2 separate regions of the Homo sapiens genome follow, and region 2 is linked to region 1. A link is a loop called in an ENCODE intact Hi-C map of the cell type or tissue named here. Cell type or tissue: dorsolateral prefrontal cortex. All regions are shown on one strand. Each heading gives the region's core, and the rest is flanking DNA. Links, peaks and the distances in the headings are about the cores only. Region 1 overlaps KCNK10 (potassium two pore domain channel subfamily K member 10). Region 2 holds the start of KCNK10 (potassium two pore domain channel subfamily K member 10).

Region 1 (16,128 bases), core at 3,493-11,492:
AACACGTTGATAATCGTACTTCTGAATCTTTTCTCTGCATCTACATTTGGCCCCAATGCCTGGTGCTCCACTGGCCCCACAGTACCCCTCCCACCTGCTACCTACCCTGTCCAAGTTTCCCTGCCCTCGGGTACTGGCAGGGGTTGTCACCGTGTCCTGGCCACAGCCTGTGCCTTCCCTGTGTTACTCCATCAGCTCCTTCTGGATTGCTGACCTCTGCTCTAACCACTGATCGTTCATGACAATTTTGCTACCCACCTTCTGCAGGTGACAGATCCTTCTGCCTCAGAAGGGGGAGTGCTACTGTCCTGCTGTCCTAGAGCTGAGGGAGACGGACACCACTCTCCCCGGTAACACTAGATTCTCAGGAATAGATACAACACCTTCCAAACTGCAGCTGACACCAGCTGTACATTGTAACAAGACTTTTAAGATTTAGGAATGTCAGAGAGATATTACCCACAGCAGTTACATCACATCTGCTTACAGTCTGGCTGTTCTTGGAGCCCAGAATTCCAGGCCTGTTCCAGGGTGTCCAATTGAGCTGTGTCCTTGACCTGCCTCGAGGCAGCTGAAGCCAGCTTGCCCTGACCTCCAGGAGTAGCTGTTGCAGGCAGGCAGCTTAGCTCAAAATGAGAGAAACTATGGCTAATTTAAACAAAAATGAAAATAATTTTAAAAAGGATATTGGATAGCTACCAAATCCTTGGGATGGTTGGAAACCCAAACTGGGAAGGTACCTTGTTAAAAACAATGACCAAATCACACCATGGAACTGGTCCCGGAGGAAGCCACTGCTGTGTCTGCCCGGGCATATACAGGGCGGTGGCCCCTGGATGCTGCTGCAAGAACCATCCTTGTGACTGCTCCTGGAGTGGGGCATACCAACATTGGTACCACCATCCCTGGAATGGCTTCCACAGGGTCCCTGTTTCTTTATATAACATCCAAGATATGTCTGCTCCTGCCTGCCACCCCACCTCCCATGGAAGCTCCCCGCTGATGCTTTCACTTCCATCTTGATCAAGGGCAAGGTTTACCTTCCATGCCCACCCCACTCAGGGTTCCAGTCCCTCACCCTCTGTCGGAGGACCTAGGAGGATCCAGGACTCTTGAGAGCTGGGCTGTGCACAGGTGGTGAATCACCAGCAGAAAGCTCTGCATCTAGTCTCTTCCTCTTGGCCTCCAGACTGGACGTTTTGCTTCCCACCACCCACCCCCCGCAACCGGAAGACTCTAGGAAGATCTCGTCCCTCCCACTGTACTTTTGCTCCAGGCTGAGTGGCCATTCCGCCTTCTCTCTGTCTGTGTTCCTAACCCGGTCTTGCCTACTGTCTGGAAGAGGAGAAAGTGGTTCTGTAAGTCTGCCTCTGAGAATCTCCACACCTCTTTTCAGAATGGTCTGGGGAGTGGCGGGTGCCAGTGAGACGAAAGAGGAGGACGGAGGACAGAGGACTCTTAGATGACTACTTCAAGGTTTAACCCTGTTACATCTGCATGGGTGTGGTTCAAAGTCTGAATTATGTCTTTATGGCTGGGAAAGCCTGGGTCACATGCTTGTCTCCTCATAGCAGGAGAGGCTGGGAAAGTCAGTAGGTGGTACATTGCAGCTTCTGTACTGGGAGGAGGTCTCTGTCTTTCACCAAACTAAAGAAGGATGTTCAAATTATTGGTGGGCAAAAAGAATGACAAGGATCCTCTGACGTGGACATGCCCTGTGATCACATTAGCTCTGTTTGGTCACAGCATGATAGTGGAGTGGCTTGGGCGACCTATGGCAGTATCATTGATAATCATTTACCATACACCACAGGCTGAGCGTCACCAGGGTTGATCCAATTCCATTTTCTAATCTTTCTCCTAACATGGGGTGAACATCAGGAGGCCTGGAGATCTTCTTTTGTTGCTTTTAGATTCTCAGTTTCTGGTCCTCTGAGAAGAACTGTTCAAACTGTTCATGCATATCTCTACTAAACACTTTGCAGGAGCAATGGAATCTAGAACTGCATTTTAAAGAGAATACTCTTGTAAAGGAAATAGTATCTACAGAGATGCAACCCTACCAAAGGGTAGGGCACTGTTGACTACTTTATCTTATGGAGCATGTGTCCCTGGAGTCACAGCCTTGGGATGCCTACATCTGCTTTCATTTGCATAGCTAAACAGCCCAGTCTCTTCATGAAAGGTAATAGTCTACTTTATTCATTACATTTAGCTCCATGAAAGAGTTTGCATATAACTTAATTGTTTTAAGAGGAAAAAATGTACCAATTAAAAGCCAGGACATTTATTATGCATGTTCAGCAATCAAAATAGGCTTCAGTGTAGCCTTCTATTTTTTTTTTTCTTTTTTGAGACGTAGTCTCACTCTGTTGCCCAGGATGGAGTGCAGTTACATGATCTCGGCTCACTGCAAGCTCTGCCTCCCGGGTTCAAGCGATTCCCCTGCCTCAGCCTCCCAAGTAGCTGGGATTACAGGTACCTGCCACCACACCTGGCTGATTTTTGTGTTTTTAGTAGAGACAGGGTTTCACCATATTGGCCAGGCTGGTCTCGAACTCCTGACCTCAAGTGATCCACCTACCTCTCGGCCTCCCAAAGTGCTGGGATTACAGGCGTGAGCCACTGTGCCTGGCCCAGTGTAGTCCTTCTAAGCAAATCCATTCTAATCAAATGAAGGAACAGTGCTCCTCTTTAATAATCATAAATAAGTGATAGATGAATAAGGAAATGAATCATGTATGCATTTATTTGTCCACAACACACAATTGGAGCTGGCATTTCCTGGAGGCATTTGTATAAAACTTAGATGAGATCACGTCCCCTAGGATGTCAAGGTACTTGCCCTGATTCTGCCATGAGGCCTCCAATGGAAACTTTGTCAGGAGTAGAAAACAGCCAATGTATGTGAAGTCCAAGTTCATTGGCACCTCCCTAGCCTCCTTGCAGGGTTGTTTCTCTCCATCACTAATCCCCTGTTTTGGATCATTTGCAACAACTCCCTTTACTACGAAGAGGGAATCTTGAGGTATGAGCAGTAAATATGGAGACTGTGGTAGGCAAACAGTTCCACAGTGTCATGAGGTCCCTTTTACACTCTCTCACTCTGTGGATTCTTTCCCCTTCACAACACGTCTGATTTATCACAAGCTGTGATTAATTATTTCCTTGCATGACTGTTTAATGCTTGTCTCAACTCCTACTAGCTCTGTGAGACTGGGGGCCATTTTGTTTTACTCACCGGTGAAGTTAGCTCAATATCTGACAGAGAGTAGGTACATGATAAATACTCATTGAAAAAAGGAATAGAAAAGTTATAGAGTTCAGCTATATTCATAGCTTGAAAAATATGCTAAAGGAATTTTCTCATTTGTAGGTGTTCCTGTCCAGTTCCCTTAGTGCAGGCCTTCCCAGTGTAGGGTTTATTTCTGCATGACTTTCTATAAAGCTGTATTTCCTTCTTATCTAACTTCTCGTTCCTAGTCTAACTAGAAAGTTCATGCATATCCCTTTCTCCCTTCTCTCCATTTTCTTTTTATCTCTGAAACAATTAGGTACACACGTAGCTGGGAAGCCTTCTTGTATGCCTCCAGAAAAATTCTAGATCCCTCAAACTATTGTTCTATCTCTTCTTTCTGTACCCCAATTTTTTTCTCAATTATGCTCTTAAATTATCCTTCTGAAAGATTTTCTAATTTTGTTTGCTTCTTGTTGCCTTTTTCTCTTCTAGTTCACACACCTTTCTCTGTAAGATTTCTTAATGCTTATTTTATTATTATTTATAGTTTTATGTGGACAAGCATCCCTAGATGCTTACATTAAAAGTATTTGTCTAAAAAAAGAAGGAAGGAAGGAAGGAAAGAAGAAAGGAAGGAAAGAAAGAAAGAGAGATAAATATGGAAAGAAAGAGAAAAAAAGGAAGAAAGGAAGAAAGAAAGGAAGAAGAAAGAAAGAAAAGAAGAAGAAAGAAAGAGAGAAAGAAAGAAGGAAAGAAGAGAAAGAAGGAAAGAAGAGAAAGAAAGAAAAAGAAAGAAAGAAAGAGAAAGAAAGAAAGAAACTGTCTATTGGGAAGGGCGTTGTTTACTGCTTATCCAGCAATACCCAGGTATTTGTATAGGTGTTGACCTAAATCTATCTGACCTTGAAGGCTGTCTTCAAATCTTCTAACAGGCAAGATAAATAAGGTCACAGAAAATGCATACCTGTTTGTCATTTACCTTTATTCCTGGGCCTATAGATAGTTCTTCTGTCTAGTAGCCTCTGGGCTACTCATGGGAGTGGGGATAGGGATCATATGACAACTTTCTTCTCTTTTACGTGTTCTGGGTACTCTTGGATACTGGTTCCAGGGAACAGCTGCATAGCTAAGAGATGGGTGGGAAGGACAAGAAAGAGTAAAGTGTTCCTAGAGGAGCCAGCGAGGCAAGGGGTGTTTTACTGACCTAGTCTGTTTTATGGCTACATGAGAACCCTAACACTGCTCTCCCCTTGCCCTGGCTGCTTTTCCAGGTTCTTGTCCTTCCCAGACAGCTCTAGCCAGGGCTCAGGGTTCCTTAATGGCTGTCCCAATCCACTCTTCTTTTAGCAGAGCACCCTTAGCAAGAAACCCACTGTAATCTCACCCTACTTTTCTGCTTTTACAACATGTCTTCCTTCCGGGTGAACATTCACAAGCTAAAGAAGGGAACTCACCTTCCCTTGAGGAGAGCTTGCTGAACACCAGAGGATTTCACCTCTTTCCCCCTTCATAATGGAATAATCACTGAGCTTTCTGCTAGAATAAAAAAATCATGGGCCGGGCACGGTGGCTCACGCCTGTAATCCCAGCACTTTGGCAGACCGAGGCGGGTGGATCACTTGAGGTCAGGAGTTCAAGACCAGCATGGCCAACATGGCGAAACCCCATCTCTACTAAAAATACAATCATTAGCTGGGCGTGGCGGTGCGCTCCTGTAATCTCAGCTACTCGGGAGGCTGAGGCAGGAGAATCGCTTGAACCTGGGAGGCGGAAGTTGCAGTGAGCTGAGTTTGCGCCACTGCACTCCAGCCTGGGCGACAAAGTGAGACTCTGCCTCAAAAAAATAAAATAAAATAAAATAAAATAAAATAAAATAAAATAAGACAAAGGAGATGATAAATTAAAGCCTAACATTACTATATTCCCTTTATACTGAAGAATATGGTTTATATCTGTGGAAAGATGAGTTTCCTAATACAACCTCAGAATTAGATAGGAGATCACAAGGGGTAACTCCCAAAAGGAAGGGGAGAGGAAGGGGCTGGGTTAACAGTTCCTGGGTCAGAATAAGAGTTGAGTGGCCATGTGTATTGCAGCAGGTGGAGCTCCCTATACAAGGAAAGCACTGGGGCGGAAAATGAGCATTTATCCTATTAGAATGGTCTTGTGCCTTCACTCCTGTGCACTGCTTAGCCAGGGAACTGTGCCCTTACACCTTGTTAGCCAGTGGAAGAAGAGTGAGTCTACCTTTTAGCTGTCTGTAGCATTGTTACTGTAGTATTATTGTATGCTTCTGTTTATGATGGTGGAGAGGCCATTTGAGATGGAGGCATTGTTCATCATGCTGCTGAAATTTGAGTAGGATAAATTTAGAATTTGGATAGGTGAGCAGCTGGGAGGGGCATCTTTTGGGATTGTCAGGAGTTACTCAGTTGATGTGGCTCATCAGCAGGTGTCCCATTCTCCTTACCTTTCCATGGGCTTTCTTTCATGCTTCAACCAAAGAGAAGGACCCTTCTTCAGTTAAGGATTTGTCTGGATGTTTTCTACATGTGGTGTGATCGCTTATGAGTTTTCCTGCCTCTGAGACCTACCTTCTGAATGCCTGACTGACAAAGATTTAAAGGTCGTCCATTACAGTTGGCATGCTTTTATATTCCACATGCCAGAGCTACAAGAATGTTATTATTTCCTTTCTTCTCTCCCAGGTGATATATTTGGTCACCTAGGTGTCATTAGGTACTAAGCTTTGCCTTCAATATCTACCAGGGTGGGGCACCATGGACAGTGCCACAAAGACCTTTTCAGACAAAGGCTCAGATCTTCCTGCTGGACTTTGTGTGCAAGAGGAAGGAACTTTTTCTTTTCTTTTTTCCCCTTCTCTCTCTCTCTCTCTCTCTCTCTCTCTCTCTCTCCCTTCCCTCCTTCCTTCCTTCTGTTTCTTCCTTCCTTCCCTCCCTCCTTCCCTCGAACTGCCATGTCCCTTGCAACTAGAATGGTCCCTGACATTTAAGGTTTTAAATAATTATGTGCAGAATGAATTAAATGCCAAATCTTGTGTTCCAATAGCGTATTATCTTCAAATGTTAACAGCAACCAGTTTTTTAGAATAGAAAACTTTTGAAAATTTTAATTAAAGTCTTCCTGCAGTGGAACAGTTGATTTTTTTTTTTTTTTTTTTTTTTTTTTTTTTTTTTTTTTTAGTCGGAGTCTCTCTCTGTTGCCCAGGCTGGAGTGCAGTGGTGCAATCTTGGCTCGCTGCAACCTCTGCCTCCCGGGTTCAAGTGATTCTCCCTGCCTCAGTCTCCTAAGTAGCTGGGATTACAGACATCTGCCACCATGCCCAGCTAATTTTTGTATTTTTTAGTAGAGTTGGGGTTTCCCCATGTTGGCCAGGCAGGTCTTGAACTCCTGACCTCAGCCTCCTGAAGAGCTGGGATTACAGGTGTGAGCCAGCATGCCTGGCCTGAGTTTTTATTATTTGTGAATTTTATTTTTTTCCATCCCAGATGCACCTATATTGGTAGTCTAGTGATAAAAACAATTTACCCATATATACCAACATCTTTTTCAAGAACTTTGCATAGTGAAACCAGCAAAGTACTGAACTGGCCAGTCTGTCATAGGTGTCTTGCAACATGACTCAGAGTCAGAAGCTGGATATAAACTTTTTTCTGTGTGTGTATATATGATCCATTTGTGTATTCGGCTTTTGAGTGGGACTTTTTCAGTAGGCTTCTTGAAGGTTCCACTTCACTATTCTCACTGATGTGTGCTTACAGCATCTCTGCCATGGAGATTTTAGGCAGAGAGTGTTTAAAAGCTCTACTCATAGTTTATAGAATTGCTAGTGCCACAAGGCCATTCATTGTGATGATGAAATTATTAGTTATAAGTGAACCTTCTAAAATAAATCTTGGAAGAAAACATGTTATAAGAAAATGAAGTCAGTCCTCTTACTAGGCAGTTCCCATCATCTTTCCATTTTGAGAAATTATCCTCAGTTCAGATGTATTACTATGGTGATGTGTTTGCATTTCAACAAACCAAACCAAGCCGTAAACTGAGCTCTGCATGTTTAGCTTCTGTCTTAGGATTTTTACCGCAGTGTCTTTATTCTTGAGTAAAATCCCCGACATCCTGGCTAGAAATCACAATGAATAAATAATTTCCCAGCCAGACAAAACAATCTGAATTGCTAATCTCAGAATTCTAAGAAATTACATAAAGATGCAAACAATGGGGATTAAAGAGGGGGTAAAAATTAAATGAAAAAATAGCCCACAAATGAATGGAAATATACATGCTCTCCAAAATAACATTGTGGAAGTAAACAAAAACAGACAGAGAATTATGCTTAATGAGAATTGGACATGTGGCTTAGCCCTCTGAGGCCTGAAACAAGTAAACACTTCCCGAATTGTCAGTCCATACATCCCTCTCTCAAAAGAGAGCTCTTAGAACTGGCTCCCTCTCCTCCTGTTTACGAAGCTTACTTGGTCTTTGGAACAATTGCACATATAATTTTAACAACTAAATGAACTCTACAGGAGATGGGTTTTGAGTACTTAAAAAATTCCTATAGTTTGTATCAATCAGATACGGGAGATAGTTTTGCAAAATACTGTTTGTGTAAAGAGAAGGGAAGAACATGCGCTCTAGTCTAACCAATCAACAAAGTGTGAAAACACGATTTAGACAGAAGTACAACGACCATCCTATCAGTTCTACCCAAATATCATATCAGACCATCTCTTCCCTGATAACAGTTTTGTTAGCCTAAGGACACATTAGCTCAGTTAGATCTGGGCTCTCACAGAGCTTTCTGCTAGCGGCTCTGCTTACTGGTAAGTAAGCCATGCAATTTTGCCTAGCAACCCCACCGTGGAAACACAGCTCCATTCTGTAAGTGGCAGGGGGATGTGGCAGGGAGGCAGGGAGAGTGAGGTTTGTGCCTCTCAGAATCCCTCTGCAGCTGGTTCCTGACATCGCAAACGTTATCTGCAATTCTTGGCAGTTTCGGAAGGATGATGAAAAATGGGACGGGGAGGTGGCTGAGCCTGGGGTTTTGGAAGTAGGATGGAATTAATTGGAAGGCAAATAAAAAAGCTTCCAAGATTGTGAGCTGCGACTGTCTGAGAGCTCAAACCAGAGTTGGCAAGAGGAACCAAAGGAGAATGAGGACATTTTTTGTCATTGACAATGAGGTATACAATATATCCAGGAAAGGACAACCAGCAGCGACCTCCTGAAGCTAAACAGAGATTATCTTAAGCCACATATGAGGGAACATTCCTCAATGGCAAAGAGAAGCATTAAATCTGGGACTGTCTACGTCTAAGGAAAAATTTGAGCATTTACATTAAAATGGCCTGTTAACAAGCATTGAATATTAACCAGGCACTGTGCTAAGTGTTTGCACACTTGTTTAATCTTCCAAACAATCCGATGAGGTGGGATTTCTTATCTCCATTTTATAGAGGAAAAAAACTAATGCACAGAGAGGTTGAGAAACTTGCCTAAGGTCACTCAGCTATTTAGCAGTGGGGTTGGGATGTGTCTCAGGCAGTCTTTCCCTAGACTCTGTGCTCTTAAACACTACTATGGTTTTTCAGCAGCAGTGAACAGTTACAGGGCTAATGGGGATAAGAAAACTGAAGATCACCACACGGCACATGAGATGGTTTGTGATTCCATTGTGAAAGCTGCAGTTTAAAATGTTCAATTAAGGCAACTTTTTTTTTTTTTAAATACCTAGAGGGCAGCAAAAACATGGGTATCTAGAATAACAGATATTGCTAAAACCTTACGCCCACAGCACTTCTTTTTATAGCAAAGTATGGGTATACACATATTTTCATACACCTACACACACATACACATGCAAGACGCGCATTTCTTAAGTCCCTAAAATACCCTGATAATTAAATGCTCCAAACATTCTCTGAGTGTGACCCTTGGATGTCTAGGAGAAGCAGCCCAGGAACACACTTGTTAGCCGGGGCAATGAGTAGTGGTGAAATGTTTACCTTGCTGATAAAGTCTCCAGTAGATGATGCAATTAAGATGCCACGATCTAGCCTTTGTTATACACCTCCTTGTCTGCCGTCAAACAAATCCACCGCTGTCCTTCCCCATCTTCCCTCCTGCCCATCTCCTGAAGTCCAGGAACGTCTCCAGCTTCCTACGTACTTGCAGTCCTCTTTTGCCAACCTCAACCTCATTTAGATTGCAATTACATTCACATCTTAATTTATGACTTAACAAGCATCTCACAAACATTTAATTCACTTTAACTTCACTATGCATTTGAGGAGGAATATTTGAGGAGGAATGGTACTCCCATTGCCAGCAATTAGATTGACTTAATGATCTATGGCGAAATCTCCTTTTGGGCTTTGAACTTTTCATACATTTCTGCAAACAAAACTAGGCTAATTAAAGTAAGTTCCTGGATTCTCAGAGGGGCTTACCTGCCTTCACAAAATCCTCCTGTAATATCCAACATGGAAATTTATGAAATAGACAAAACTTTCCCTGCAGTTTTCAGGTAATTTATCTTGTTACGACACTTTCATGTGTGGAAAAGTCGATATTTTCATATATAGTTTCAACAATATCAATAAATTGTAATTTTTTTTTCAGATGGCTTCTCTGAGGAGATTAGGAGGGTTTCTATATCAAAGCATAGATCAAATTATTTTTCCCTGTTCCCATTTTATATACCAGATGCCTTCTTAGGAGTTAGAAAAGTACCTCCTTTTTACAAGGAAGGATGGCATTTCTTTAGCTTTTCCTGGACAGATCACCCGGTGACCATTTTTTATTCTCAGTCTTCCTTCACAGAAGGGACAGAGGACTGCCCATTTTCAGCAGGAGTTAGTCTGATTTCTTCTGTTAGATGCAGACGACTTTGTTTGACAACTTTCTTTGGGTTGGTGAATTGTTGAATTACTTGAAAAGCTGTTTCCGTTGTTAAGCACTGGACTGAGAATTAATTACATCAGAATTCTAATCTCGGCTCATTAGTGGCATCATTTTATGCAAGTCCCTTAACCCCTCTTGGCTTCAGTTTTGCATGTGTAAAATGAAGTATATAAAGCAAAGGTCTCTCTGTGCTTGGTGCGATGAAGAGGATGCAGGTCTCATGGTACGGATTTCCTATATTGATTGCCCCAAATGTGGTGTACGTTTGCAGAAAATTCATCTAGGCAATGTAGAAAGGCCATACATTCTGGTGTTAAACACATCGTTCATATATTTATGCTAGTATATGATACCAGGGCCTCCTGATGACAGTCTCCAGCACCAATTCTGAGAATTGCGAGGATTTTTCAGCTTAGAGTTTTTCAGCTTAGAGTCAATTCCAGTGTCGCCTTCAGCACATCCAAAGAGAATATGACCGATGCTACCAGTCCTGCTCCTGGACTCCACTGGTATGATTCCTTTGCCCCAGTATCAGTCTAATTCCCATTCTAGATGCTTTTTTCTTAATGACCCAACAACTGACTCCTTCAGGAGCTGGCATGAGATGAGATTTGTTTGCAGAGATGTATAAAAATTTCAAAGCCCCAAAGGAGATTTCACCACAGATCATTAAGTCCATCTAATTGTCGTCCTACTACCCATTTAGACGGGGACCCTGTTATGCTAACTCCTATCCTGTCTCTTGTGAGTGATACAGTCAACACACATGATGATCACAGCACCAGCTCAGACAGGTGTGTTTTAAAACAAAAGTGTGTTATAAATGTACAGCCTCAGCAGGGAAAATGTGGGGGCGAAGAAACACACAAATACTTGGCTAGAGTCGGTCACAGGTGAAGATGGGGATGACTGTGTTTTCCGTTTCATCCAAACATTTTGGCCTGACTCAGATAATTTTTTTTCCAGCATATTCTGTTTGACACAAGGGAAACGGTGCAAATCCATCACCACCATTGTGGAAAGAGCTCCAAACTCATTCTCACGAATGGTGGATCAGTAATACTACATGACAAATGGTAGCATTTTTGGGAAACCATTATATTTGCACCAGTGAGAAGTCAGAATCAGCATTTGGGCTGCAGTCATGGAACCATGCAAGAAACATTCAAAGCATTGGCTAAGCAGGATTTTTTTGTTTGTTTGACCTGGTGTCCACGAACAGGCTTCAGGGAGCCTGAGAACCTCCTAGACCACTTGAAAAATTCTGAATGCACTTTTCTAGGAAAGAGTTCACAGCGTTCATCAAATTTCCTCCAAGCAGCCAATGACCAGAGAAAGGTTAAAAGTCACTGACACAGTACCGTTTTCTGTGCATCTATATCCTGAATCCAGGGTGATGCCGCTGACTTGCCTATCTTTCTCCTTTGCTCTTCCTAGAAAAAGCAAGTGAGTCAGACCAAGATCCGGGTCATCTCAACCATCCTGTTCATCTTGGCCGGCTGCATTGTGTTTGTGACGATCCCTGCTGTCATCTTTAAGTACATCGAGGGCTGGACGGCCTTGGAGTCCATTTACTTTGTGGTGGTCACTCTGACCACGGTGGGCTTTGGTGATTTTGTGGCAGGTAAGCACCCTGGGCAGGCCAGGCACTGGGGCTCTGGCGGGAAAAATAATCTGTTGGCTGTGCTTTTCGCAATCGATAAAAGATGTTGCGGGAGAAGCAAATGAAGATGACTCAGTGTCACTACTGCTGTGAAGAGGCTCATTTCAAATCCCTAGTCCTATGTAATATAAATACCATAGGTTTTTTTCTGCTATGAAAAGAAAGCCAACCCTTTCCTTCTCAGGATGCTTATTTCCCTTATCGTCACACAAATTATGCAAGACTAAAGTGAATTTCTCATTAAATCTTGAACTTCTGAATTGAATTAAACCTCTCTAATCCAATGATAAAGGCTGTGTTAGGAAGTGGCACATAGGAAACTCAGATGAGATTAGCATAGAATTTGGTCTGCAGTGACCTGCAGGTTCAGCTTCCTGACTCCCAGGTGAGAGCCATTGTCTCTGCAAACGTTGTCCTGCACATGCCCAGATACAAAGCTGAGGACTTTGGTGACTATGGGGAGCTGAGAACTGCCCAGAGGGAATATAAGCTCATGGATTATGCAGGAGTGTATATACAAGCAATAGCCTTCCTTGTAAAAATAAATGTGGATGAGCTATGTTTAAGGAAGTGAAAAAAAAATCATCAATTTCATCTAGGGCCAGGGAAATTGCAAATGAAATGAGATTTAGTTTCATATGTGCACCAGTTTCCCAAAAGTGTGGTAGAAAGGTACGGATAGAAGGAAGAGGCCATCCTTCTCTTTTTCTAATAGGATAGTTCTAGATGTTCAGACAAGTGATCAGTTTCTACTACAAGAAGTGAACACTTTGATCAAACAACTCTATCATCTGTCACAAGTTTGAAATGTCTGGATGGAGTGTGTGTGTGTGTGTGTGTGTGTTTCCTTTACCAGTTCCTGGTGAAGTGGCAGCCTGACCTGAGCCCTAAGCAGACTGTTTTTTTTTGTTTTTGTTTTTGTTTTTGTTTTTTTTGAACAGGGTCTCCCTCTGTTGCCCAGGCTGGAGTGCAGTGGTGTGATCATGGCTCACTGCAGCCTCGGACCTCTGGGGCTCAAGTGATCATCCCACCTCAGCCTCCTGAGTAGCTGGGACTACAGACGTGTGCCACCATGCCTGGCTATTTTTTATTTTCATTTTTTGTATTTTTCGTAGAGATGGGATTTAGCCATGTTGCCCAAGCTGGTCTTGATCTGTTGGGCTCATGTGATCGGCCTGCCAAAGTGCTGGGATTACAGGTGTGAGCCACTGCACCTGGCCAGACTGTTCTTGTTTGGCGTGTGATCCCAGCAGTGTCTTGATTTCTCCATGGAATACTGTGCACATCAGGAGGATGGGTTCTGGTCTCTGGGAGTCTGGCAAACAGGAAATTCTGGAAGAGATTGCTGAAGGCTCATCAATAGGGGCATGCGTGCCTCCCTGTTAATTTTATAATACAAATAACTGGCAGAGTGGTTTTGTAGCTCTTCCAATTGGGCAGACAAAGACTGAATTCCACTTTGTAGAAATAATAGGGTTTTTTTTCCCCTTCCTTTTTATTGGTTAAGGACTAAGAATTGCAAAGTGACTAAATTTAGTTTTTTTTAGCTTTTAACTAAAAATTGATTTTTAGTCAGTGTGACTAAAAATCATTTACAGAAAGCCTGTAGCCTGGGACTCTACCCATTTTCCCCTTACGCACAGTGCTCAACCATGGATGTCTAGTTAGTGGCCTCAAGCTCCGAAGAGAGACTGTACAGAGAAACTGAGAAAAGTAAGAGGAACAGTTATAGATGTATTCCAGTTAATCCCTTGGCATCATCCGTAGCCGGTCCGTGGGAAAACTCAGTGGTGTTTCCAATCTAAGGCAAACACATGTAGTGGCAGCTGGAATTTTGAACTATTTCACAAACATCTTTAAGTATCCAAAGCATAACCTGCAGTGGGTGGTGATTTAGAGCTCTCTGGGATAGCACTGGGCTGTCCTGAGGACTGTCTATTATAAGATACCTGTGACAGACACAGATCTCTAACCAATGGCTCAGTTCAGTCTGTTAATCTGAGGCACAAATAGCAGAGGCCTGGGAGTGAGATTTTTTAAGTGATGCTTTTATTATTTGTTATCTACCATGGACTGAGCACTTAGTACAAACTAGTACTTTACCTTATCTTTACTTACCTAGTAAGGGCACAACCTACACAGTCCCAGGCATCCACAGTTTTACTGCCCTTGTCAGTGATTACAGAGCCATATTTCCTTTGTCCTGAGGTTTCTGTAGACCACGGTCTCTTAAAAGTCACAGTGCTGACTGCAGTTAGGCCAGACCCCTTCCAAGCTCCAGTTTTCCGAGCTTACACAGACCAATCTGGAGAATGCATGCCTGAAAAGACTGGAAGTTTATCTCTATCTTTTGGTAACAGTCTGCGAGTGATAGGGAAGGTTGCCCAATCATTGGAAAACGATACATTAACAAGAGTTGATGGTTGCTGTGATTCGACATAGTATGAACTCTACTAGAAATGTAATCAGATCATTGATCCTGCAGGATTGATTGCTGATTTATTTTGCAGCTGACTCACTTTAGGACAGCCTTACAATATTTCGCAACTCTGTCTGGGAGCACACACAGAACTCCGAATCCAGATAAGCAGCTCATAAAGGGATACTTAGAAGGGTGTTGACTGCCTGCTTCATTGTTCCTTGTTCACTAGCGCACCCTAGTGACCATCTTTGCTGGGTAATAGTGACTTGCAAAGGTAAATATTTACTCCCAGATAGCCCACAGGAGAAAGCTACAGATTTCTCTGGCGTAGCACAGAAACGAAATGAACCTCAAAAACCACTTACTGGTGCGGGAACTCAGATCGTATCCTACAGCTCTAATGATGCAGGAGAGAGTTGTCTGAAAGGAAAAACCAAAAGCAGCTGCACCAAACCGAAGGGGGCTTGGCACAGAGAAGTTGGAATTCTAACGTTAAGAAGTGGCAGCAGCTGTCGAGCCTCATGGTCTGCTGCGCTGTGTTGCTGATTGGGTTTGAGCTTGTCGAGAGGAGCCACAGGTCACATTTCTTGCCCAGCTGCCTTTGCCGTAAGACTCAGTGGCGCTAGATGTGGTTACAACCTTGGTCTGGTGGGAAAGTCTGTAATCACTCATCACCTAATACGATAGTTACCAATCCATTGCTAGTATCTGTCATCTTAGAAATGGCCACTGCCTGCTTCCTTAGGCAATAGCGTTTCCCAGAGAGAGATTGAGGCTGATGTCCGTTATTTCCAGGAGCTTCCTCACTTCTTTAGGACGGTGGGTTGGGCTTGCAACCTGTTTTGCATGGCTGCCTCCAGCAGTGTCTGTAGGAAGGTTAGAATAAATAGGCTAATTATTCAGAATAAATGACTGGTCCTTTCAATGGAACAGCCAGTCAATGCAATCAGGCAACTGGCCAATTTGGTTTGATGGATTTTTACTGTAATCCTTATTTATAAAATAAAGGGATTGGCCTCAAAGGTCCCTTTTAGTTCTAGTTTATGGTGACTCTAATTACTCAGCCTAACTGACCCTTTGGAGTAGCACTATGTAAACACCATTCCTCAGTTAGCATTAAATCACTATTGCTTGCATCAAAATCCCAGTAATGCCATTAAAGCTAATTTTACTTTCACACATCCACTTGTCTCTTAGTAAATGTATGGGTGCTTAAGATGGAAATGGTTCCAAGAATTCCAAACCATAGGGGGTGATATGATTATATTTGATTTTTATTAAAATAAATTTAGAGAAGTTTAAGAAAAAACAATGACAACCAGGCCTGATCTGTTGTCCTGTAGTTCAGAGTTATTCATCCTTAACGCTCAGGTCAAGCATTAGTAGGTCAAGTTGGCCACTGGCGTTTTTTATTTCTGGTATTAAGGTTAGTGGTCAAGAATCGAGGGAAGTAAAGCCTTAAGTTAGGCTTTTTTGGGTAAGGGATGGGTACCCCCCTTGCCCTCTAACCCCGGTCCACCTTGTACACAGCAAACCTAACAGCTGAGTGTTAAACAATGATGGATGACGTCTTCACTACATGGAATGGAATATGTGTTCTCTGCAAAGACCATATGCTAGATCATGGTTAAAGTAACATTTGGTTGTTTTCAGGGGGAAACGCTGGCATCAATTATCGGGAGTGGTATAAGCCCCTAGTGTGGTTTTGGATCCTTGTTGGCCTTGCCTACTTTGCAGCTGTCCTCAGTATGATCGGAGATTGGCTACGGGTTCTGTCCAAAAAGACAAAAGAAGAGGTAGGACCCCTTCCTAACCCTATGAATGTTCCTGAGAACAGATGAGCTTGTGTCCAGAATTGCCTGTCTCTGTCCTGTGGGC
Region 2 (16,128 bases), core at 3,687-11,686, 130 kb before region 1:
GAAAAGCCCATCAACAAAGGGTTTGGAATCTTTCACTAAATATATTTAGAAACCTTGAATAGTCATATATATTGGACTCTTATTTAGAAGTAGAAGACTGAACCAGTAATCTTGAAATGACCTCTTTGAAATCTGGTTTCATGATTCAGCAAACATTTAGCTGACTTAATTGTAGAAGAGGAAAGTTCTTATATTACATTTGTTCCAATGATATTCAAGCAAACAAATATTAGCTTTAAGAGCAGCAAAAATGAAATGAATTTATTTCACACATTCCCATAGGAGGTGGAGACTCTGTCTCACACTTGATCTTCGCTAAAAGGCTGAGAAGCAATGTGAGACTGTGTCTCACTTCCTACTGAACACAATTTTTTCTACTCTCCAGGCTATTCCAAGCCTTTCATAGGCTCTCTGGGAGAAGCATCTGTCCATATGCCCAGACAGTAGGTCCCTCTAAAGAATTTTCAACTCTGCCAAGTTGAAAGACCCTGAGAATAAGACTTGCTCATAAATCAATAGGTTATTGAAAGCACACATGCTTTCTACACGTCTTTAAGTTTGGTTCAAATTAAAACCTTCCTAGAACGACATGAAAATCAGAGCTCATTCATTATGGTGTGTGACCTTGCTGAGTTCTTATTTTTAAATTCAGTAAAATACCATATGTGCCTGTCAACTTGGTGTATATGTGTGAAAACACTCATCCATTCCTGAAACAAGACCTTTTGGATAAAAAACAAAGATAACTTCTTTGAATAAAGCAAAGACTAAGGAGGAGAGTGAGTGGAGCTACAACTGTCTTCCATTCTATGGATACTGGCACAGATGCCAAGTTTATAGAAAATGTTAACTTATTTTAATGATCTACTATGACCAGGAAATAATTTTCCCCCTTTGACTCAACTTATCTTTAGCTACGTCAGGCCATTAAACACATCAGAAAGCAAATGAGCTTGGATTCTGTGAAAAAAAAAATCAATGGCATTAGAAAAATATGAAGACGCTTTTCTAGAATAAAACACACTAAACAGAACAAGCAAATGCAATCTTTGATTGGATCCTGCTTGTCTTAGTCCGTTTTTGCTGGTTAGTTTATAAATAATGGAAATTTACTTCTCATAGTTCTGGAGGTTGGGAAGTCCAAAACCAAGGCTTGTTCTCTGCTTCCGAGATAGCATCTCCTTGCTGTGTCCTCACATGACAGAAGGGCAATAAGAGACAAGCTCATTCCCGCAAGCCCTTTTTTAAAAGGCACCAATTCATAAGTGGGAGGGGAGTCCTTATGACCTAATCATCTCCTAAAGGCCTCACCTCTTAAGACAATTACATTGGAGAGTAAGTTTTACATGAGTTTTAGAGAAACACATTCAAACTGTGGCACTGGTTTTTACCAAACAACTGTAACTTTTCTGTGTGTTTGAAAATTTTCAAAGTAAATAGTGGAGGGGAAAAGCAAAAATATTCTAGCTCCATCTCTTTAAAAAATTACCTGGGATTATGGTTTGGAAGTAATACAGAGAGAGAAAAACTCTAAAACTTGTTCTATAAGAAGAAGGACTATAGCTCTGTACATTTTTGGTAAGATGTTTGGCACAATGCTTTATAGGAGCATAAAAATATTGTCCTAAGGGTTAAGATTTTAAATAGAGAAACTTATAGGGAAAGAGGATGCAGTTCCTGGTTATGAATCATGTCCATCAGCCTGACACTTTAATTACAACTTCTTTGGAGTTTATAGTATATTATCCTCATTAATCCCCAATTAGAGGTTTGAGTCATCAAAATAAATCTGCAGGACTTACACACACAGAGTTCATTATGGAGCAGCCTAGCTTCACGCTTCCAGGTGTATGACATATGACACCCTCTGTCCTTTCACTTCTGATGTGTCTCTAGTTCTTCCAAGCCAAAAGCAGAGCCCAGGATTAGAGCAACATATATTTAAGGGTGTGTTTTTGCAGATGTCAGTTGGGACTAGAAAACAAATGTAGGCATGCTTAAACGCTGAGACCAATGTGGAAACTTCACGAGGTGGGGGTAGGGGGAAGAAAATTTTTGGTGGGGCACGTTTAAGTTCACGTTAATGTATAACGCTATCAATTTTACTACCACTGAGTGGGTATATGAAGGGGATGCTTGCGTGTCTGTGTGTATGTGTGTGTGGTAAAGGAGGGTGTGTGTGTGGCGGGGGGTATTTTCACAAAATGACATGGAAACCTGACTGCAGTTCTTTTGGGAAGAGGACTTGGAGGTGTCTTGGGGGTGGGGAAAAGATGGAAGACTGGGATTTCTTCTGGACTTCAGGGAAGAAGGATGAAACCAAAGGGAAACAATCCAAGGCAGATTAATGAATTTAGTCTAATATTTGTGAATTCAAAGTAGATTCTAATCAGCCCATCTCCTCCCTCTTCTGTTTGCAGAACTGGCACTAAAGAGGATTCCCCAAGCTGCTTCATCACTCCCTGCCATTCGCTGTCCCAGGAAATTCTCCTGACTCGCCCCGGAATCCGTGTTCGACTCTTCTCTGGCTGAGCTGTTCATTGCCAGCCACCCTGAGACTCCCCACGCGGCAGGCATCGTCTCCTCCGGTCTCACAGCTACCCCGGGCTGGAGCGTGGGGAGGGGGTAAGGGAGCCAGCCAACTCGGGGAAACTTCGTTGCCAGAGATGACTGGGGTTTTCGGGCTTTCCCAGCCTTCCCATGCCGGGCCACACGGCATTCATTAAAGTGGTGGGGCAACTATTGGTGCGCTCCAGCCGGGCAGGTTTTGAGCTGCAGAGACCCGTGCCCGGTAGCAGCGCTTTGCCACCGAGTGCACCCAGGACGCAGTGGCCGCCAGCCCGGGTCTCCTGCTGGGGGCCGGCGAGTGCAGGGAGACTTTGCGCCACGATGTTTTGTTTTCCTGCCGCAGGAACGCTAGGCAGTCTCTTTCCACCAGACTTAACCCGCCTGAAGCAATAGCCATGGAAGTTGCGGCGGCACAGAGGGAGACAGAACCGCTTGGAGCGGCATCTTTCTTGGATGTTTTTTCTCTACACAGACTTCTTTCTTTCCTTGGGTAAGTGAAGTCCAGCTTGTAAATAACCAAAGGGTAGAACCGAAGGGGATGGAGGGGGATTGCAGTAGCCCAAAGGGCTAAGTTTTCTTGGGAGGGAGGTCTCCCTCCATCCCCACTCCATGCAGTCCACTCCAAATACGCAGTTGAGGAGGAGTTGTGTTTGATTTCAGACACGTTTTGGGAAACGGTACTGGGATTTATTTACCTAATTTTGGTGGATTTTTTTTTGGGGGGGGGCGGGTAACTTGCTTTTGTCTACATTCTGAGAAAGGAGAATGAAAGTGGAGGTGAGAGAAAGCTCCAGAGGTTGGAGGTGGGGAAAAGAAAGGAGGGGGCGGCATCCAGTGATTAAGCAGAGAGATCATCCCAAGGGCCAATGACTAGTGCAAGTCTTCAAGGCAGACCAGGAGCACTAGACACTGATCCTGCTCCCTGCCCTAATAGAGTCTACCCCCACCTCCCCATCCCCAACCCTCCCCTTATAACCATCCTGCTGTTGCCATTCTGGGGAAGGTCATCACTACTCAGGGCCCCAAATAACTTTTAATGGGGACCTGCAACCTGTCTTGTACACAAGTGATGCTCAATAAATGTTTGTTGATTGGCCGAATGATGTTGCATCCTAAGGGTGCAGTTCCTGCCACAGGAATTTGCCTTGGACAGTGAACTAATTCCCCAATGCAGACCCCAGAACACAACCATAGGTCAGTTCATTTTGCAAAGGAGGAGGGCCTGGAGGCTTGGAAAATATCGTATTTAGACCTTCATTACCCAAACGAACCCATGGGACAGGTTCAGGGTCAGATTCATGGGTCCCGGGACTGGATGAGCTCACAAGGTTCTGGCATGGAGAGCATGGACCTTTGTGTCAACAAACTTGGGTTTGAATCCTCATATCGTGACCTTGGGAATGTTTCTTTATCTCTCTGAGCCTTGATCTTCTCATCTGTAAAAGGAGGCCAGTTACAGCTTCTGCAAAATGATCTAACAAAGATGAATGGAGAGGAAATATGAGATGGTGAGGGGGAATTCAGTAAATGTCAATCTTGCCTCCCCGTGCTCTGAGGACTCAGGAGAGGGTGTCTTTCTCTGCTGAAGCCCCTCTCTGACTCTGATGCATGTAAAAAACATTGTATTGCAGTGACTGTGCTAGAGTCCAGCTGTCCGTGAACAGTTAAAGAGAAGAGCGCAGAGGGAGGTTCGAAAGCCTTTCTTAGAAGCATCTCCCTCTGGACTTGAGAACAGAATTTACATACACACTGGTGTCTCGGGGCATGGCTGGGAGAAGCAGAGATTCCTTGTTTGTTTGATTTCTATGTCTTAGCCATCCTCCCAGTCCTAGTAGAGAGAGGCAAAGTGTGGTTACAGAGTCCAGGGAAGATGGTTCTGAAGCACCCGGGAACCTGCCTAAAGGGCTGAAGAGTCAGAGTAGCACCATCAGATTGGTACCAGTTTTGCCTGAACGGGGTTTGCAGAGAATTCAGGGCTCCAGCCTGGGGTGCCTGTGACAGCCCAGTGACAAAGCACTCACCTTTCCCACAGACCACAGCGGACCTCTGTAGGTCTTGCTCTTGGACTCAGAAACCTTGATGTGATAGTGACGGATGGATGGTGAGAAAGATGCTGCTGACATAGGGCTCCCCAGAAGCCTCAAGGTGCCGTAGAGTAGCATGCAACTTAGAGATCAGCTGCTAGTGTGGGATTTTAGGACCCCAGCTGGCAGGCATAGGAATGAGCTGGGCAATTTCTATGCGTAAGTAAAGGCAACAACAATCTAACAGGACCTTATGGCACTAGATAGTAAGCCCCATGAAGGCAAGATCTCTGTCTTGTTCTCTGCCATATGGCCAGCACATAGCACAGTGATGGCACTTGGAAGGGGTTCAATATATATGTTGAATGAACAACAAATTTTAGTAACCTTATCTGGAAGCCAGAGTAGGGGTTTAAACTACTTCCTATCCAACACTGCAGCATGCAATTCATGTCTTCATTTAGCAAGTATTTCTTGAGCACCTACTACGTGTAAGGCTCCGTTGCGAGGCATCCGAAGCAATTTGTCAGCATCATTCATGTTGATACTCGGAGTGACCCGTTCAAGAGCACCTCAGCACCACCTGGCTTTTCTGAAGACTGAGGCCCCACCACAAACCCCTGTGGGGCTTCAAGCAGGGGCAGTGAGAGGGCGTTAGACGAATGCTCCAGGTTTAGCCCCTTTCCGGGAACAGGTCTGGGTCCCTTCGCATCTGCCCTGCTGGTCCCAGGATCCCGGGGCCGCCGCTTCCGGGAGCTGCCGGGTCTTGGCAACTCCGCTTTCCTCCGGGGGCCCCCGTGCCTCTCTCAAGCCTCCTTTCCAGCCAACGACCAGCGGCCCCAGTCCGGCTGCAGGTAGCTGGGGAAGGGACCAAGCTGTGCCTTGGGAGCGAGCTTCCCCGGGCGGGGAGAGCGCAGCAGATGCGGAGCGGTCCCAGAACAAAAGGCTCATGGCTGGCACGGGCCTCCTTGGAGTGCGGCGGGGACGTGGGTTCGGGACTCAGGCGAGAGAGCCAGACGCGGGAGGAAAAAAAATGAAGTGAGAAAAGAGAAGGAGGGAGAGCTCAGGGTGAGAGCGGTGAGAAGAGGTGACCCGGAGGCCGAGGTCTGCGGCGGAGCCGCAGCGGCCCTTCCTCCGCCTCCTGCAGCGCCTTCCAGGCAACCAAGCGTGTCTCCGGCTGCAACTCCAGCAAGCGCGCCGCTGCCGCCTCCACGCCCGCCCGCCGGCCGGCCGAGCCAGTAAGTAGCGGCGCGCCCACCGCTCGTTCCCCGCCCCTCCGCGGCTTCCCCGCCACCGCCCACCGCCTCCCGCCGCCCCGCGGGCAAGTCCGCGACCGCCTCCCGCTGCCCCGAGCCGGGTGCCGGGGGCTCAGCGCGCCTTCCCAGCTGGGAGCCTCGGTCCGCTGCTCGCCCTGCTCCCTCTTGCCGGGGCGCGGCGTCTGGGGCGCGCCGCGGGGAGGGTCGCCCTCGCCGCGCGCTGCCCGGGCGCCGCGCCACCCCTACATCCAATGGCTTTCGGGGAGCGGGAAGTGGGGGGCGTCGCCGGGGGCGAGGAGCCGCGGCCGGGGTGGGGCGTGTGCGCTCAGCGCGGCCGAGCGAGGCTGACGTGCCCGCCCAAGCGCGCGCCCGGGAGTGTGTGTGCGGGTGTGTGTGTGCGGGAGTGTGTGCGCACACGCCTTCGGGGGCTGGAGTGACACTGCAGTGGGCTTCTCCGTAGCCCCAGCCTTCAGGCTGCGCAGCCCCTAACCTGCCGGCACCGCTTTTGGGAAGCAGCTTGGCTCTTCCATCTCCCCAAGCCTTCCTCTCCATCCTTTCATCCACCCCTCGCCGATCTTACTTTTTCTTTTACCCACGGGGCCGCGGCCGGCCACCCCCTGGCCGGTGCAAACACCCAAGCCCTCTCCAGTTCTCCCCCAAGCTAATATTTTCCCACCTGTCTTTTTCTGGGGTTCCTCCACGAGCCAGTCCAAGGCTCCCCCATCCTCGGAAATTGTTTTGTTGGACTGCTAAACCGAGGCGTGTAAAGCTTGAGGACTTTATTATTATTTGGGTTCTTTTCATTTCTTCCCCTTCTGGGCAACGAAGCAATGAAATTTCCAATCGAGACGCCAAGAAAACAGGTGAACTGGGATCCTAAAGGTGGGTGTTTCCTACTTTTGGCTGCCCTCGCCCTGCCTCTGTCTCCGGCGTGTGCGCGCTTCCTTGAGTGGAAGCACTCTTGCTTCTGGCAGCGTGTGTCCTGAGGCTGGGAAATGCGCCTGGGAACTGCAGCGCGGGTGGGAGGAGGGCGGAGGCAGCGTGGGTTCCGAACCCAGATAGTGCCTGTCATTACCACATAATCATTGTCCCTCCTAGATTGTCTCCAGATCTATTTAGATAGACCAAGCCGACTGTTTGGTTTGAAATTGCAAGTGTCGGTATTTGCTTTTGACTTTGAGTGTGCGAGTGTGTGTGTGTGTGTGTGTGTGTGTGTGTGTCCTTTGTTTCTGGTGATCTTTGTCTCTCTGGCAGATGGGTGGGGTGCTTCCCCCTGGACCTGGAGCTGCGCCGCATGCCCGGGTGTCCTCAGTGGGAAAGGTTTCCTGGCAGCAAGTGGGGCTCGAGTTGCAGCAGCCGTCCCTAGGGGTGGGCCGTTCTCGCAGGGCATGCAGAATAATGGAGCCCACAGGGCCTCCTGAGTCTTCGTTCAATCTTATTACCAAACCTAGCAGCTAGTTAGGCTCAGGTCAGAGTAGAAGCAGGAGGAGGGGTGGTTTGTGAGAAGGGTGGGGCTGGCAAGGCATAGGGGAGGGGCACGAAGTGTGCCCGCCCAAGCAATGGTGTGGTTTGCATGCTTTTACGAATGTTGGACCAGGTTTCATCCACGCAAAAGGGAGGGATTAAGACGGATTTGTGTGTGCCTAGCGTCGGCCACCGTGTCTGTAATTAGCATACAGATGTTAAGGCTCCAAGGGAGTGATCAGTATGAGAGCAGAACAAGTTGGAACCGCGTGTCCAGTTGTGACAAGAATGCTCTTTAGCATTTCTTGTAGCTCATCTGACGACTGTGTCAGGCTAGGCAACGCCTCTGTGTGTATTGGAATTGAAATTTGTTTATTTGGGGTGCGTGTGTGTTTAATGTTCTTTATGAGCGCATTTCTTCTTTTTCTCCAGACTGGAAAGAAGAAACCATCTTATTTGTTGAGTAAATGTCTTAGGAATTGACTGGCTATTGAAGAGTGAGTGAAGAGATACTGCCTTTTTAAAACACTGAGGCTGTTACATCTTAAATACAGCCCAAACCTTCTATTTTGTCTCTACTTGAAATCTCTGGAAATATGGAGGTGTGCCTTTGCTTTTTTGGGGGGAGAATCCCTGAAAAGCATATTTGTTAAATACCTATTACATGCTAAACACTGTCCTAAGCTCTGGAGATACAGTCAGAACAGGAAAGATAAAAGCTCTGACTTGGAGTTTACAGTGAGGGAGACAGACCTAAATCAATTCCATGGAGGAATGCATAATTCAAAGTTTATGTATGCTCCAGGGAGAGCATCAGAGGTTTAAGAAAGTGTCTGATAGAAGAGATTGACAAGGACCAGAGAAGGCTTCCCTGAGGACATGACACTTGGACTTAGGCCTGGAGGATGTATAGGAGTTAATTGTCTAAGGAGGAGGGGAATTGTTGCAGAAGAGGGAACAGCAAGTGCAAAGGGCCTGAGGCAGAAGAGGTATGTGTATATGATGAACTGAAAGGAGGTTCCCATGGCTATGGCAGAGTGAGTGAAGAGGTATTGCCTTTTTTAAACACCCAGGCTGTTATACTGTAAATACAGCACAAACCTTTCATTTTGTCTCTATTTGAAACCTCTGGAAATACGGAAGTATGCCTTGGCTTTCTTTTGGGAAATCCCTGAAAAATGTATTTATCCCTAGCAGAGAGCAAGAGGGCTTGTGTTTTGAGATATGACTGGGGGATCCACAGGCGAGACGCCCCCCTCCAAGCCCTGTGTTGTTGGAGGTGGGGTAGCATTGTGGGGTTGGAAGAGTATAGTATTTATCTAAAGCCAATGAAGAGTTTCAAGACGAGGAGTGACATGATTTGAGCTAAGTTTCAAAACAAGTGCTGTGTGGCTCTTGTGGATGTAGGGGACCAGATACAATGGTAGCATGGGCCAGGGTGGTTGCTGTGGGCATGGAGAAGCGGACGGAGTAGAGAGCTGTAGAGGACGTGAAATCAACAGGCTTTGCATGAATAATGTGTGGAAGTGAAGTGAAGGAATTGGAATGACTGAGATGGCAGCCAGGGCAGGACCAGTCTTGAAGGAAAGCTCATGAGTTCAATCTAGGACTTGTTGAGTAGGACATGTCCCCAAGCCATCCAAGGGGTGTGTTAGGTGGGCAGCTGTCTAAGTGCTGGGGTCAGGATCTTCAAGGAACAGAGGGAGTACCGTGAGACTGATTTTGTGAAGCTGGCTTTGTGTTTTAAGGTACATTTCTGTGTGATCATCATTCTATATATTCATGTTACAGTGATGAACACAGACAAATTTTACACATTTTACAGCCTGACACAGTGAAGAAAAGCATACAAATAGCACCTTCAGTTACAACCAGTGGTGCTAAAAATGAAAAAAACCTCAATAAAAATAACAACATTTAATGAGCAACCATTGCATGCCAGGTGCTTTATGTACATTGTTTCATACAATTATTTTCACAATACTTATCTGATGGTATAAGTGTTATAGTTCCATTTGGCACTTGATTGCCATCATGACACCACTAATCTGCCTTCCAGTGGAGTTGCTCTGACTTTGTGCACAGTTATTCCCAAAGGTAGGGGTGACAGTAGTCTTTTTCTAGCCAGGGGATGGAGGAGGGAAGAGAGTGAGGAGTGAGGTGGCATATCTCTTATCTGTATAGAATTATGTGCTAGGTGCTCTTCTAATGTTTTACATGTGTTAATTTAATCTTCACAAACATTTTAGGAGAAAGGTATTATCCTAATTTTACAGATGAGTTAACTGAGGAACAGAGAGTTTGAGTAACTTGCCCAAGGTTGCACAGCTAGTAGGACAAGATTAGAATCTGGGCTCTTAAACACTCTTCAAGTCTGTGTTTCTTATTGGGACTTTTGGCTTTTGCCTGGTAAGGTTCCCAAAGCTCAGGAAGTGGAGAAGCTTGTTGCGAGGAGGAAAAGGAGAAGAGAGAGGATGAAGAGGAAAAGGGAATGGAATAGGAGGAGGATAAAAGAGAGGAAGAGAGAGGAGGAAGGAGAAGAGGAGACAGTGGCTCAAGCTTACCCTACTTGTTCCTTTCTCTACTAACCTATTCAGACAATAATCTTTTCATTTCCATGTCTGATGGGCAAGTCAGTGACTACTGGACAGAGTTTGGGTCTCTGTTTTGGAGGTTCTGGATTACACAGACCAAATGTGTTTAGCAGGGAAAAGATGAAGGGGAGCCCAGCAGTATTAGGGGAAAGTGGAGAGACAGTTCACATTACTTGGACTGTAGGATATGTCTATCAACAGACATGACCCTTCAGGCGGAGGTGCTCTCATGGGTTCTGGAAGGCAGTTGTAATTATAATGTTTTTCTTACAGCCTTATTACCCTACAATTTAATAGCAAAAAATGAAGGTGGTTTGAGAATAGATTGGTTTGGATAGCATTTGGGTGGATTAAGCAAAGCATTGTCAAGAGGTGTAGGTAAAAACAAGACCCAAATATAAAATGGTTCATCTCTGGTGAGCTATGGCCTTCCTTCATATTCATGGAACAGAGACTTCTATGAAGAGCGTTACTGTTTGTGTAGGACCTACCACAAGTAGATTGGTTCTAAGTCTTAGCTTTCATAGCAGAATTTACGTGCACTTTAAATCATCAGCATCATTTGTTGATGATTTTCTGCTTAAAATTGGTATTTACTTGCTGCTTATGTGTATTAAGATCTTTTTAAAACCAGTGAGATCTGCAAATAGTATTCCTCTCACTAGAGGCAAGCAGATGAATACAGTGTAAAAAAACTTTGGATTTGGGGGCAAAATAATTAGGTTCTAAAAGCAGCTGTAGCAATACTTAGTGGTATGACTTTGGGCTGCTCATTTAGCTTTTCTGGGTTTCGCTTCCCTTCCATGGAGAAAGGAGTCATTGCCTTTGTCTACCTCTCTGACTTTGTCTCTTCAACTTTCCCCATCTTGATCTGATCTTGGGGCCAGTTGGCTTCCTTTCATTCCTCAAATAGATCACACTTGCATCTGTCTGAGGGCCTTTGCGCTTGGAATTCCCACTGCTTATAATGCATTTCACGTAGTTGGCTCCTTTCTGTCATTTGAATCTCAGCTCAGATGTCCTCTTGTTAGCAAGGGATTCCCTGTCTTATCTGAAAGACCTCTCCTCCTGTTCCCCAGCACCATCATTTTCTCTTGTGTCACCTATTCGATTGTCTTACTGGCACTTGTCATGATTTGAAACCATCTCACTTACTCATGGGTGACATTTGATGCCAGCCTCCTTTACTAGCATATGAGGTGCATGAGCAGGGACTTTCTCTGTCTTGTTTATTGCCATAACCCCAGTGCCCTGGAAAGTGCCTGGCACTCAATAACCCTTTGCTGAATGAATGGAAGGTTGGCAGGATGGACTGGAGAGGACTGAAGGCTTTATGCCTCATGGAAATTGCAGGACGCCTCTCAGCTATAAATGGCAAAGTACAAATAAGGAGAAAGGAAGAATATCCCCAAATAGTGGCATATCAGAAAGGACGCTGATATTCCCACTTCCTTGCAAGCTCCAGCTCGCTCTAAACCTCCAGTGCGCTGTTTTCCTTCTTTTCTCGTCTTTGACCCGAAGTAAGAAGGCTGAATAGAAGTGCAGTGAGGGTGGATGGGTGGACTGATCTAGCCTGCTGAAGATATGGTCAGTGTCCAATAAATAATTTGGCTCATATTAGCTATTGGAGTGTGGCTATTTTTAGGCACTTTAATCCACTTAAGAAAGAAGCAAAGCTCTAGGAGTGGAGGTGGATTTTTTTTTAAATGCTACACTTTTAGTGCACACTTTAATGCAAAATTCTGGAGAAGCCCATACCTTATGTGCATAGCACCTTTCAGTTTACAGAACACTTTTTAGGAATGATCTCATTTGTACTTTAAAAAACCCTATTTTTGTAGGGATTAGAGTCTTAGATTTACTGACAAATAAAGCAAGATGTAGAAAGGATAAATGATTTATGTGGGAGCCCAAAGCAACAAACAGGCAGAGCTGGGGCTACCCTAGGCCTTTTGATGCTTACGTCCATGACAGTTTCCTTCAAGCTTTCCTTCCTCCCAGCGACTTTGTTCATTCCACACTCTCCTGCTCTTTGTTACCCAAAAGTGTGTTCAAAGGTTTCTCTGAGAGATTTAGAGGAAGCAGTCTCCCTGTTGATCAGTGAATCTTTAGTTGATGGCTATTTTCAGCAGGTTGTGCTTATTGTACAGGTCTACACTTTCATTCTATGAGCTCAGGTGAAGACCCTTAGATCTTCCTTCTGCTGTACTGGCTAAAAGAAGATTTTGGTCTTTTGTGAATGGGGGCCATTTTCAACTTGCTAGGTTGCTTAAGTGCTAGCTTTATTAACGTGTTTCCAAACACACATTTGCGGAGCTTAGATTTCCTGGAAAGAAAATAATCTATTTTTGATTTAATATCCAATTTTCAGGAGATCAGTGTTCCAAATGGGATTTAAAATGTGCCAAAATCACCACAATTATCCTCAAAAGTACCAAGGAACAGTGTTCCAAAGACTGTCTTGGCCAAGATTTGGTTCAGGCTTCTTTTCCAGCAGTGTCTAAGGAGCTTCACCATCCTTTTTGCTAATCCCAGTGATCACTGGGTTGAATTAAGACTGAGCAGGTTGACTTTGCTGTTCCACACCATTTCCAAAACATCTGTACTTTGGCTCCATATGAACCCCACCTTAAATCTGATGCATTTAAAAAATATAATATAGTCTTTCCCCTCATTAGGAAACTTCAACCACAACTGAGATATGGTGTGAAGTATATTTAATATAGGCACAGTGAGCTAGTGATTTCCTTTTGACTTTTAGTCTACAGGAAATTAGAGGAAGAGTTTAATGATAAAATGGAAAGAAGCCATTCTACTGATAGCCAGTTAGGAAGTTTCAGTTTGGACAGCTCCCTTGGCTGATGCAGAAAGGTGGATAAAAATGACAATCTTTTTCAGTACTCTGATTCTTATAAAGGGCACCTACTGGATGATCCAGATGAGGTTAGAGTGAGTTAGGGGCTTAGCTCTGCATGGCATGTTTACAGAATCTACCTAACCATGGCACTAGGAGTGTGGTCACCCTGTTGGTTCCACCCACCTGGGTGATTTCTCTCCATAAGAATCATGGAGGTCAAAGGGACCTTCCACTTCTGGGGTCTGGTCCTAGGGGTACTCTCAGCGGAGACTTTACAGTTTATCTATGTCTGGCTCATTACCATCACCTACAATGGGGAAATAAAGACCTCATATTTACTTGCTAGAACATCTATTTGTCATTTGCAGCCACAGTTTAAGAGTTTTTTTTTTCTCCCTGTGAGTGTCTAGGACTGAGTACTCTGAATTGAAAATGAAACCTGACTTCCTAATCCTCCATTTAGGGTTGAAGGGAGGGAGTAAGGGTCATAATCACTGGCAGGGGAGGGCACGGTCATGAGGGAGCATTGCATTCTTTTCCTTTGCCATTCCCAGAGCCAGGGAGATGGGGAGGGGTGGGCATTGGAGGTAGTGGGGATGAGGCTGGGAGATGGATGGGATTTCAGGAGATTTTAGGTTTTGTATTACCAATAACTGCTAGTCTCATCACTTACCCTTTCCATGGAAGTAACTTTGAAGCAGAGTGGAATGGTGGGGAAACAAGATTAGAAAGGAAAACATAGGATTTACTGCCATACATAAGCCAGGTGATCACAGGGAACTTTTCCTTCATTCCTCCCGTCCTTCTTTTCTTCATTCCCTTGTTCCCTCCCCACCGCCATCCCCCCAAATCCTGCAGAGTCTTGATCTCAATTGCTCTCGCTTGTGCAAAGGGTCCTTTCTCCCTTACTCAACTACCCAGTGTGGTGGGGCTGGTGGTATTTACAGTTTAAAAAGAGTTGCTTGAATAGAAAATGAAAATTTGGTCGGGTGATGGAGAGCCTGGAAGTCACGGTAACCTTTGCAGACGCCTAAAACACCAATATTCATAATTTTGACATGCAAGCTAGCAACAATTTTACTACCAAGAAAATGAGTTTCTTATGTGCAAGCAGAACTCGAGATCCCCTAAATAATCACACACCAAATATTTAGCATGATAAAGATAAATAGTATAGCTTACTAAATTTAATGTGATATGAGCCTGACAGGCAGAATAGAGATGCTTGATATTAGGTGTGATAAAAGGTTTGACATCCAACATTCACTTACTTCGTCCTCTGAGACAAAAGTCAGGCACCAAGTGTTTAAGAAAAATTGATGGGAGGAAAAGCTTAGAGATGAATAAAGTCTATTTATTAATTTATATTTTCCTCTGAGAACTGGGGAGTGTTGTTACCCATGTTAACTGTGGACTAACCTGGGCCAGCTCCTGGATTCTACTGGCTAAGAATGTTGCTTTAGGCCAAAGGAATTTATCCCTCATGGTGGAATTTGAGGCCATATGGGAGGTGATTATGATAGATCTGTTTCGGCCTCTACATTCTTACAATAACCTGAAAGGAGATTAAATACATGTTATAGTCATTTAACCTAGACTCCAGGCAAAATGTCACCCTCTGTACAGTATAGGAGCTTAGGATAGGAGACCTGGTTTCTAGGGCTGGCGCTGCCACTCATTTAGAAAAGGAGGGAGTTGAGTTGTTGGTTGTTGAGATCCCTTCCTTCCCTGATAGTCTTAGATTGCCTGAGTCCTAATCCAAGCATGATTTACTAGAGGCTGATTTGGGAACATTGCTTCATTTTTCTGTGACTTGGTATCTTCATCTGCAAGATAGGGATAATTACAGCCATTACTTCTTTGGTTTGTTATGTGGATTACATAAAGTGATACATGCAAAGCTCTTAGAAGAATGCCGGATCATCATGAAGGCTCCATGAGTGGTACCTGCCTTGTGCTGTTCTCACAGTTGCAGGAGGCAGCCTGTGAAGTCAGGGTAGCCTCCAGCTCAGCCTCTTGGAAGCATCTGGTTCACTGTCTGGATCATCCAGGAAGTGGTCCATAGCAGAGCACAACCCTCCTGATACTCTGGAAGACTCTTAGTATTCTTAGTTCAGATTTAAACAACCTAGGCTGTCCTGGTTAACTCAGAGAAAAGACCAGTGAAAGAACATGGCTTGGAATCACAATATTTGAGTCTGAGTTAATGTACCCATTTTATTAGCAGTGTATCATAGTTGATTTCGGCTGCTTTAATAAAATTCCATAAACTAGATAGATTATAGACAACAGAAATTTATTTCTCACTGTTCTGGAGGCTGGGAGGTCCAAGATCAAGGCACTGGTAGATTTGGCATCTGGTGAGGGCCCACTTTTCAGCTCATAGATGGTGCCTTCTTGCTGTGTCCTTACACGGTAGAAAAAGTGATGGGTCTTTCTTGGGCTTCTTTGATAAGTGCACTAATCCTAATCATGAAGGCTCCATGCCCATGACCTAATTACCTTCCAAAGGCCCCATCTCCTAATAACATTACCTTTGGGGTTAGGATTTCAACATATGAATTCTGGGGGGACACATTCAGACCATAACACTGTGTGAACTTGGCCAAGTCACCTAACCTTTCCTAGCATTAGTTTTCTTTTGGGTAAAATAAAGATCACAATAACAACCACTTCACAGTTGCTGAGATGATCAAATGAGACAAATGTGAATAAACTTCATAAACTGTTAAATTCCAGACCAACATTTCCCAAAATGTGTTCTGTGAGACATAAGCTAGACTCATCAGATACTCTGAGAAGAAAAGTGGTGTCATGGTAAAGTCAGTTTGCAGGATGATACGTGCTCAGTCATTCCTAGAGAGTCATCATGCACGTTAGCATGTTACTGTATTATTGTGTAACAAATAACCCCAACATTTAGTGGCTTAAATCAATATAAACATTTATTATCTCATAAGTTCTGTGGATCAATAATTCAGGGATAGTTTAATTGGGTGGTCTGACTAGGAGTCTGTCATTGATTGTGGTCAGATGTTGTCCGGGCTGCTGTCATCTGATGGCTTGACTGGGGCAGGAGGATCTGTTTCCAAGCTGGTGTGCTCATGTGACTTGCAAATTGCTGCTGGTTGTTGGGGAGAGGGCTCATTTCCTGCCAATGTGGGCCTGTCCATGGGATGCTTATGTGTACTCATATGTGACATGGTGGCTGGCTTCCCCAAGAACAAGTGATTCAAGAGAGAACAAGGTGGAATTGGCAACACTTTTTATGACTTAACTTCAAAAATCACATATTGTTACCACCACCACGTTCTTTTCATTAGACGCCAGTCACTAAAGTTAGTCCACATCTGGGGAGTGGTGGG

Evidence for each region. A loop is a pair of places that touch in the nucleus more often than their neighbours do. Peaks named below come from ENCODE experiments on the same cell type or tissue, not always from the same donor. Only the 100,000 strongest peaks of a DNase experiment are listed, where the experiment ranks them.
Region 2: it touches region 1 in a loop (7-fold over the local background); 3 of 110 quality-filtered maps call a loop at or near these places.

What each region holds. Positions count from the first base shown.
Region 1 is chr14:88,187,885-88,204,012 of GRCh38, reverse strand. KCNK10 (potassium two pore domain channel subfamily K member 10) reads left to right here. Exons shown (of 7, transcript NM_138317.3): 5 at 11,603-11,789; 6 at 15,904-16,046. Among named protein-coding and RNA genes, the nearest start is that of KCNK10-AS1, 35 kb to the right of the region's middle. RefSeq lists silencers at 7,974-8,268, 14,418-14,497 and enhancers at 13,528-13,697, 14,598-14,737. In dorsolateral prefrontal cortex, for the core only: no CTCF peak of the experiment used is centred there; a DNase peak (open chromatin) is centred at 8,122; H3K4me3 peaks cover 983 bases; H3K27ac peaks cover 548 bases.
Region 2 is chr14:88,313,349-88,329,476 of GRCh38, reverse strand. It overlaps KCNK10 (potassium two pore domain channel subfamily K member 10), which reads left to right and starts at 6,208. Exons shown (of 7, transcript NM_138317.3): 1 at 6,208-6,730. The coding sequence starts at 6,679. RefSeq lists enhancers at 2,751-3,265, 5,571-5,630, 6,203-6,862 and a silencer at 5,681-5,920. In dorsolateral prefrontal cortex, for the core only: no CTCF peak of the experiment used is centred there; DNase peaks (open chromatin) are centred at 5,806, 6,184, 6,835 and 7,421; H3K4me3 peaks cover 4,101 bases; H3K27ac peaks cover 6,080 bases; H3K27me3 peaks cover 2,376 bases.